Linked DNA regions of Homo sapiens: region 2 is linked to region 1. The links are chromatin loops, found by intact Hi-C in ENCODE. Cell type or tissue: HepG2. All regions are shown on one strand. Region 1 holds the start of ANGPTL1 (angiopoietin like 1). Region 2 overlaps RALGPS2 (Ral GEF with PH domain and SH3 binding motif 2).

Evidence for each region. Hi-C counts contacts between places; a loop is a spot of excess contacts. Peaks named below come from ENCODE experiments on the same cell type or tissue, not always from the same donor. Only the 100,000 strongest peaks of a DNase experiment are listed, where the experiment ranks them.
Region 2: a loop joins it to region 1, with 6 times the contacts of the local background. A loop is called at or near these places in 3 of 110 quality-filtered maps.

What each region holds. Positions count from the first base shown.
Region 1 is chr1:178,868,804-178,873,803 of GRCh38, reverse strand. The region is part of intron 8 of RALGPS2 (Ral GEF with PH domain and SH3 binding motif 2); the gene reads right to left. It overlaps ANGPTL1 (angiopoietin like 1), which reads left to right and starts at 2,727. Exons shown (of 6, transcript NM_004673.4): 1 at 2,727-3,063; 2 at 4,581-4,690. In HepG2, no CTCF peak of the experiment used is centred here; DNase peaks (open chromatin) are centred at 2,023 and 2,613; H3K4me3 peaks cover 2,707 bases.
Region 2 is chr1:178,793,937-178,798,936 of GRCh38, reverse strand. All of the region lies in intron 4 of RALGPS2 (Ral GEF with PH domain and SH3 binding motif 2), which reads right to left. It overlaps LOC124904462 (a long non-coding RNA gene), which reads left to right. Exons shown (of 3, transcript XR_007066749.1): 3 at 1,664-1,750. Among named protein-coding and RNA genes, the nearest start is that of RALGPS2-AS1, 70 kb to the right of the region's middle. In HepG2, no CTCF peak of the experiment used is centred here; no DNase peak of the experiment used is centred here.

The DNA of each region.
Region 1 (5,000 bases):
TTTCTAAGACTTGTCCACGCTGTTAAATGCTGCTGTAATTCCTTATAATGAGAACAAGCTAATGTGTGACAATTGTAACTCATCCATTTTATTTGATAGACTTTTGAGTTACTCCCATCCCACCCCCAACCATGTTGCTATAGACATTCTTATACACATCTCCCAGTACACATGTACAAAATTTCTTCAGGATATACAAACATGCCTAGGAGCAAAACTGCCAAGTGCTAAAGTATATTAATATTCAACTTTACAAGATGGTGTCACATTATTTTTCAAAGCTGTATCAATTCATACTCCCACTCACGGTATATAAGCTTCTGTTGATCCACATTTGTGCTAACAATTGGTATTATCCATCTCAATTTTGCCAATCTTCTGAGTATAAAATGGTATCTCTCTGTGTCTTAATTTTTATTTCCTTGATTAGTAATAAGGTTAAACGTATATATTTCTATGTAATAAATGTTTCTGTTCATTTTTTCTTTTGGGTTGTCTTTTTCTTATGGATTTCTAATTTCTTAATGTATTGTGGACACTAATTTGTCAGTTAAATTTTATCTAGTCACCCTTCAACACACTAAATAATCTGAAATCTGTATGTATCACTTATTTTGGCAATGGCATTAATAACTTTCTCATTCTAAGTCTTAAAACATCTCTCTTGGTCTCCCCTCCCTATGTAATGTCTCTGCAGTATTGTAACCATTCTCGTCTAGTTCTCAGGTTTTCCCTACCTTGAACTTTCGTATCTTCCCCCTAAGCCCCCACCATTCTTCTTTTTCCTCATGTTTCTTGTAAGCTGGTTTCCTGGAAATTGGTATCATGGTCTGTCATTAACCTTCCTTTACATTCTACATGTACTTTCTCTAGTATCTTAGTTCCATAGCTTTAGCTACTACCTAATTGCTGGTGACTTTCAAATCTCTCCATATAACTGAGCTCCTGACTTTCATTTTCAATTTAACATATCTAACCATAATCTGTCCCTAAATACCTGTCATTCCAATTTCCTACCCTGGCTAGTGATATTACTAAGTGCTCAAGTTAGAAAGCTCCAAACTGCTGAAAGTTTAAAAGCTCAGAAAGAATTTATTATCTCTTATTTTTCCCAGATTTAAGCCATTAGTGACTACAACATAATTACTGAATGCTCAAGAAACGATACATAATACAAATCAGAGGCCAGAAGCTGGCAGCACATCTGTCCCAATGTTTTTTAAAATCAGGAAGTATTACAGGAAAAATCTAAATGGCTCTTTTTTCCTGAATAATGGGAAGATCTGGCAACACTGTCTCATAATCCTTCATGGCCACAAGCACAGCTGAGAAGGTGCAGGCAGATCCCTTTAAATTAACCAAAAGGATGCCAACTTGCCATAAACTTCATTTCCCTCCAGTATCTTACTACTGATTTACTTCACTGATTTATATTACCTGCTCCATTCTTCTTGTGAGCATTTGCCTTTCTAGGCCCTTGTGTTTGCAACCTCTGGTATACCTATATATGGCATAGGAATTCAAATAAATGATTCTGTGAAAGAGGTAGAAAATAAGCTCAGACTTTAAATAAAGGATGTGGATCAACAGTGTGGCCTAACAGAAAGAGAAACACAGCACAAGCTACAGCAATAAGGAAGGGAAAGCACAGGTATGTAGAGAAAGCCCAAAAGTTTTATCTAGAAGCAGCTTACAGCAACTAGGTAATCAATGACAGAGAGTGTGGCATAATGCTTTGGCATTAGATTCAAATCCCAGTTCCACTACTTAGTACTTAAGTGCTAAGCTAAGTTACTTAAGCCTAAGTTTGTGTTTCTTCAGCTACTGAGTTATTTAACATTTCTTCAATTAATGAAATACAATAGTATAGTTGTACTCAACACTTATTCATTTCTTCCACCACCTTATTTCATAGCAGAAGAACCTTGCCAGAGGCAGGTAAAGTGATTTGTCTAAGTTCACATAGCTGGCATAGAGTCAGAGCTTCCTTGTTTTTTACTCAGTTCAGGGTTATGTTTGTTTTTAAACCACACCACATCAATTAATAACAAGAATGACCTTTTACAGAGAGGAGAGGTCATTTTGTAGAATAGGAGGATATGACATTATGTAACACCAGAATGTAATATTTAAAAGTCTTAAGCATCTGAAAGAATTTCACTTATGTTTGGTAATTATATATAAAGGCTGTTTTATCTTAAGACACATTACACAGTAAGACATAACATACTACAACAACATCAAGTTTCTTGTAAGTTTAAAACCTTCATTAGCAACTTAGTAAAATGTTTACAAATTCTTCTAGGCTATAAAGAGTATTTATTACATTATTTAGGTGGCTGCCTCCTGACAAAGTCTAGCTCTTGTTCTTTGTTAACAAAAACCAAACTCATCAGCCTGCAACTACTTCTAAGTGAAGTGGAGCACTATTTTTTTTTTCGGTATTCAACTTAAAAGATCTCTGGCCAGCAGACTAAAATGTTTGTTTTATAATTGCCCGCTGAACTATGATAGTTTGTTTCCAGATGGTGCCCTTCCTTCAACCTGCACACAATCTCTCCTTGTTCAAAACTATTCAACCTCCTGCTGATCCCACCCCCCTATTTAAGGCTACAAAGAGGAAATCCTAAGGAGATTCCCGCCCCCAGTCTCCAGCAATTTTTGGTGATGTAATATGTGGGCTGAACTTGAGTCTACTGAGAAAGAGGGAATCACTATTCAGGGGTACTGTATATACAATCTGGGTCAGCTGCAGCTGGTTACTGCATTTCTCCATGTGGCAGACAGAGCAAAGCCACAACGCTTTCTCTGCTGGATTAAAGACGGCCCACAGACCAGAACTTCCACTATACTACTTAAAATTACATAGGTGGCTTGTCAAATTCAATTGATTAGTATTGTAAAAGGAAAAAGAAGTTCCTTCTTACAGCTTGGATTCAACGGTCCAAAACAAAAATGCAGCTGCCATTAAAGTCACAGATGAACAAACTTCTACACTGATTTTTAAAATCAAGAATAAGGGCAGCAAGTTTCTGGATTCACTGAATCAACAGACACAAAAAGGTATTTAATATTTCTTTTATTTAAAAATATTATGTATAGCAAATGCATAACTATTTTATATTTGTAGTAGAAATTTCAGAATCTTTTACTAAACAAAGACCTTTGGAATATACTACAGTTTATCTCATCTGAAAAAGGTTTTATCTTGCAACTTGACATAAAAACATTAAGTACTGTGCAATGGTTAATGCATTATTTGAGGTTCAATTTAATGATGTTTAGTGTATATGATTACAGACTGATACATGCATGCCATGCTGGGTTTCTGAAAACAAGTGCTTTAGTGACAGTAGAAAGAAATTTTAACAAGTAACAGATTAAATGTATAAGGCTTACAGCACAATGATTAAAAACAAAGGAATACAAACTAAATAGTCGTGAACACAATTAGTTTCTCTTCCTGCAGCCACAGTGTGTGTGCTGAAGATATACATAAACTGTTGGATTTCTCAGTGTAGTCATAAAACAAAGCTAAGATACAAAAATAGTTGAAAGTCTTTGCAACAAAATCTCAATTACAGTATAACCAAATATTAAGCAGAAATTCTTGTACAGATTTAAGATTAATCTATGGCATTTCTTGTTCCAACTCAAAATTTTAAATAGCTTTCCAGGCTTACATGTAATAGTAATTTAATTTGGATGACAGAAATTAAACTTGCTACAAATGGAATCACTTGGAAAAGCTAAGTTATTGATATACACACAAAAGCATTATGTAAGTGGTATTAACAATAGAAAATAAGAACCCAGAAGATGTAATTAAATTCATGACTAAAAGGCCAAAAATATGTAATATTTTAGGTAGAAATAATTTTGTTAAGCACACATAAGAGGTTTCCTTCAATATTCTATCTGGGAGCTTTTTTTACATGCATTATAAAAACTATTAAAGATAAAATTACTCGTTACCAATAGTATGCCTTAAACCAAAGACACTTAAGTTTGTTAGATTTGGGGCTCCTTTAGCCTTGTAAAAATTAAAGATATTAATGGTTAAGAATCTTGAACAAGCAAATAATGGTAAAGCTAAAATTTTTTCCAACTTTGCTTTTGTGTCCTTTCCTTAAAGATTTAAAACTGTAAATGCTGGCAGGATTTCTGTTAAACACATATTTTACAAGAAATTCTAACAAAATTTCCAAGCAACAGTGGATCTGAAATACTGTCATCTCTCTTTTTTGTTGTTGCATGCTATGGGAAGTGCAGGACTTCATTAAGCCTCAGTTCTTACTGACGCTGTCTTAAGGCAGGCATTTAATCTGAACCCCAAATTACACAGATAACTATTTATCCTTTTCTTAAATATATCCAGGGGATTAGATTGTTCTCAAGTCTCTTCCCAGAACATATTTCACAATCTAGAAATTCTTTATCTAACATATCCTGAATGCTTCATAAATTTAACTTCATTGCCTCATGCTGTTTTCAGTGCATGACACAGCCAGTTAAATGCCTCTGTGAGTTTACCATCTGAAAGGAGGCAAATCCTGACTTTCGTTTCTTCTCTCTACTAGCTGGCAATATAGCAACTATGAAGAGAAAAGCTACTAATAAAATTAACCCAACGCATAGAAGACTTTTTTTTCTCTTCTAAAAACAACTAAGTAAAGACTTAAATTTAAACGTAAGTATTCTATAACTAATTTATAACATTCTCTTGGGGCCTAGGAAAATTTTAACATATACAGAAAGTTTTATGAGGTAACATAGATTTATGGATCTTTTGCTTCAAAACTGAACATATGTGAGAAAATATTAAATAAGAGAATGTTTTCAGAAAACATAACAGTAAATGTATTTTTAAAACCAGTTCTTTACTCCTGACGTAGCTAGTCTACTACTTAAGAAATGTGGCTCCTTGCCCTGCTTTAAGTGACAGTGAAGCCAATACTTTTGTATTTATTAAAAAAAAATTATATTTATTTAAAAACTAA
Region 2 (5,000 bases), 75 kb after region 1:
TCCTGACAATTTTTAAGCAAAACTTCTTTCTAAAATTATCAAACCATCCTTTGCTGGCATTAAATTCTCCAGCTTTAGATACTTCACCTTCCTTTTAAGTTGTCATATAATGAGTTTGCTTTTTCTTGAATAATATTTGAGGCTATGGGTATACTTTCTTATAGAAATCCTGGACCCATTTAAAAAGCTGCATTTTCAATACAAGATAAAAGACACAATATTTCACAAAACGTGTGGGGTTTCCATACCTGCTGGTGTATGAAAAGTGATGACTTCACAAATTTCCTTTTTAAAAAAAAAACGAAACACAATGCTCCTTACACTGGATTCATTTATCTTGAAATGGCAGACAACTGCAGCTGCAGACCTTAATCTGTGGTACATTTCAAGCAATTCAACCTGTTCCTGTAATGTCGTAACTTTTCTCTGCTTCTTAGAAGCACTTCCACCACCACTAATGGTATTTCTTATGGGTCTCATGGTATTATTCAAGGTTAGGATATTGCACTAAACACAGTGAGAGATCACATTTTAACGTCATAACACAATTTACTGGAGACAGGAACTGCTCATGTGGAGATAACTGATTAGCATCATCATTTTCAGCAGATACTCTCAACACTTGAGCTCACTGTAATAGCAACGCGAGGTGGTTACAAAATTACTACAATAGAATGGTATGCACTACAGTTAATTTTATGCAGTTATGACTTAATACTGCATCTTTATGTTTCTTAATAGTTCTCTTGACCGCATATGGCAGAACACAAGGTCTTTGTGTGCATAAGTCTTGATAAATATTAACTTTTCTTAATACATTTGGATATATCTCATGGTAGTAAAAGACAAAATAGACTAGTATCTACATATATTTTATACATTCACGCCATCCCTTTTTCTTAATTTTTTTTTATATTTCTAAGCTATGTGGTTTTTTTTTTTTTTTTTTTTACAAATTGTTGGAAATCTTCAAGACAAAATTTCCAAAATATTTATTGAAAAAAATATGTGTATGAGTGGATTCTCACAGTTCAACAAGATGAAGAACAGATTTGTGGCTGCCAGGGTTAAGGCTGGTGAGGAGTAGGAGAGGAGTAATGCGATGGGTGTGACTATAAAGAGGTAGCACAGGGAGAGATCTTTGTGGTGATGCAATAGTTCTGAATCTTGACTGAGGTAGTGGTTAGATAAATCTACATATATGACAAAAATCACAGATTTATACAGACACGTATTATAAAAATATCAATTTCTTGGTTTTGATATTGTACTATAGTTATGTAAGATGTAACTGCTGAGGAAAACTGAATGAAGAGTAAGTAAATGGGACTTTTCTGGACTACTTTTATAACTGCCTATGGGCCTCTAATTATCTCTGTACTATTTTGTTGCAACTTCCTGTGAATCTATTATGTCAAAATAAAAAGTTAAAAAACAGCAATAAAAACAAAACTACATAATGAATTATGAAGCTAAAATTGCACCGGGACTCCCAAGAACTAACCCACTATTTCTTCTTAAACTTTGACATGCATTTATGGTTACCTGGCATTAAAGGAATTTTGCCCTGCCCCACCTCTACCTCTCAAGAGCTGCTAAATTTCTCTGTGATTAAAAAAAAAAAAATTGCTTTTCCCTTTGTCTCTATCTCTTTCTGTTTCAGATTCTAAGATCTTCCTCCAAGTCACACTAGAATACAATCCAGGAAATAAATTATGCCACAGATGCCATCTTGCATATTGACAGTTCAGCCTGGTCAAGAATTAGTCTATACTAAAATATCTCATATGAACATCAAAAGGTTGAAGTAAACTCAACAACTCAAAGGATGCTTTTTTCAAGGGTATGACTTAGGAATAAAACTGTTTTGAGTATACTATGTAAATAAGCCTCCATTTTAGCAAAGGCTAAATGAAATTTAGCAGCCTTGATACCCCTTAAAATTTGTTACAATGGATTTAACTTGCAATTTTAAAATCACGTAGTAAAGAGAAATCTTCAAATAGTAAATCATATATAAAGGCAATTTCTTAACAGTCATTATAAGTGTATTTGAAAGAATATTCATTGATTAATTTTAAACTATGAAACTACTAAGCCCAATTTTCACTTGCATTTATTTTGGAAGCACAGGGAGGGCAAAATCCCACAACTGATGACCACCTACCCTATGAAAGAATTACTGAATTCACAGAAGTCAGAGCTTCCTTATATCTTGTAGGTTTGTTCTGCAAAGAAATTCTTGATCTAAATTTCATCTTGTAGGTTCCAATACTCTTAAAAGGAATGTTCTAAGGGTGATGCTGTAGGGATACCTACAGATAGAAGAGAGAAAAAGCCAATATAGACTAGTATGTAGATAAGAGACTGAGGGAAGAAAAGAAAAAGCGATGGAATCTGTAAATGACTGGAAGCAGGGAGAGGGCAATGGGGCTGGGAGATCCTAACAAAGAGAAGATAATTATTGCTGAGACATCTCTGTGCTCAAAAGAGGACAGCTTTAGAGGAATACGGCATATCCATTAGCATTCAGCCTAATATGGTTATCTACAAAGAAGTCTCAGTCACACATGAAGTGCTCACTACTATTCCTATATCTTAACCCACAATATAAACTTTAAAACTAACTCCTAGGTATTAAGATATATATATATAAACCCTTCTATTTTCTAATGTACTCACATCCTCTTTTCTCTTCCTTCCTCCCAATATGTTAAAGCTGTCCGTATAATGAGATCACAGATACAGGCAGGAGCTTTCTTTTCCTATCTCTGATGTCATATACACCTACACTACCAAACAACACTTTTCTTCTCTACCTTCCTTAATCCTAATCTAAGCCTTATCTTATTATATATTAAAGAAGTTCACAGTGATGAACAGCAGTAATACAAACTGACAAAACAGCGGCAACTCGCTTCTAACACAGCAATTGGTTTATTCTGGTCTGTATAGCAGAACAATTTCAAGTCTACAAGTCTTCTTTGCTTTCTTCAAATCTCTCATTATATTTATTAATTGTTTATATTTTAATTTTAAGGCAAATGATTAATTTTCATTAAAACAAGGATAGAATTATGATATTCCTGATGCTGGAACTTTGGATGTTTCCAAGATTATATTATCTTGACATACACTAGAAGGTTTGCACAGAGAAGCTTTTTCTATATACTGTCGGAAATATCTCAATTGTTAAATTTTTCAGAAATATTTTAATAAGATACAGTCCAGGTGTGGTGGCTACACCTGTAATCCAGCACTTTGGGAGGCTGAGGTGGGTGGATCACCTTAGGTCAGGTGTTCGAGACAAGCCTGGCCAACATGGTGAAACCCCATCTCTACTAAAAATACAAAAATTAGCCAGGTGTGGTGGTAGCACACCTGTTATCCCAGCTACTCAGGAGGCTGAGGCAGAAGAACCACTTGAACCCGGGAGGCAGAGGTTGCAGTGAGACAAGATCGCACCACTGCACTCTAGCCTGGGCAACAGAGTAAGACTTTGTCTCAAAAAACAAACAAACAAACAAGAAATATTTTAATTAATAAGATTCAGAATTATCTATTACATACTTTCCCTCATTTAACCAACATTCTTCCTTGATCCCTAGTAAATCCTAGTGATCCCAGTTATATAGAGGGGCTTATTATTTTTTGAATTTAATATCTGTTTGTTGATATAATCTAAATGTCTGACTTAATGTATTGATCTACGAGGATAAATAGAGTATAAAACTTTCTTCTTTGCTTTTTTTTTTTTGAGACAGAGTCTCACTCCATCACCCAGGCTGGAGTGCAGTGGCGCAATCTCGGCTCACTGCAACCTCTGCCTCCCTGGTTCAAGCGATTCTTGTGTATCAGCCTCCCGAGTAGCTGGAATTACAGGCATGCACCACCATGCTTGGCTAATTTTTGTATTTTTAGTAGAGATGGGGTTTTTCCATGTTGGCCAGGCTGGTCTTGAACTCCTAGCCTCAAGTGATCCACCTGGCTCAGCCTTCCAATGTGCTGAGATTACAGGCGTTAGCCACCACGCCCAGCCTAAAACATTCTTTGAATGCTCTATATGTCAGACTTTCAGATATATCCTGTCACTTTATGAATACTTGAGACCCTCATAAAAGAGGCAAACAGTATCCAATGTAATAACTACAGCACAAATTTCAAGCACAGTTGATCCCCTACTTAAGGCTTATTAAAAGCACCAGAGAATTGCTACTGGAAAGAAAACCGCACTGCAAACCACCTTTTTGTCATAACTCACCTTGTGCTTAGTAACAGAAAGTTCATTCTGAAGAGAAACCCTATTAGTGTAATCAATGTAGCAATGCCTTCTGAAGAAATACAAGCTTTATAGAACATCCGATAATTTATAATAGACAAAAATCTAAAACAAAAATCCTCTAAATGTAATAACATGGAAAAACCTTCAGAATACAGTCAAGCTTCTGCAACATGAAAGAACTCACACTGGAGAGAAGCCCTATAAATAAATGTGTAAGAGCCTTCTAAAAGAAAACAATCTAAGCCAGGTGTGGTGGCTCACACCTGTAATCCCAGCACTTTGGGAGGCCAAGGCAGCTCACTTTAGGTCAGGAGTTTGAGCCCAGCCTGGCCAACATGGTGAAACCCTGTCTCTACCAAAAAATACAAAAATTAGCTGGGTGTGGTGGCATGCGCCTGTAGTCCCAGCTACTCTGGAGGCTGAAGCATGAGAATCACTTGAACCCAGGAAGCAGAGGTTGCAGTGAACCGAGATCACATCACTGCTCCCCAGCCTGGGCAACAGTGTGAGATCATGTCTCAAAAAAAGAAAAGGGAAAGAAGGGAAAGGGAAGGGAAAAGAAAACAAACCTTCATGATCAAAAGAGAAATCATATTGAGGAGAACTATGTATATAAGAAATATGGGAAAACTTTAATAAGTGCTGAGCTTTGACTGAATACCAAAAATCATTACTAGAAATTAATGAAACTACAGAATCCTTTGGCAAAACTTCTGCC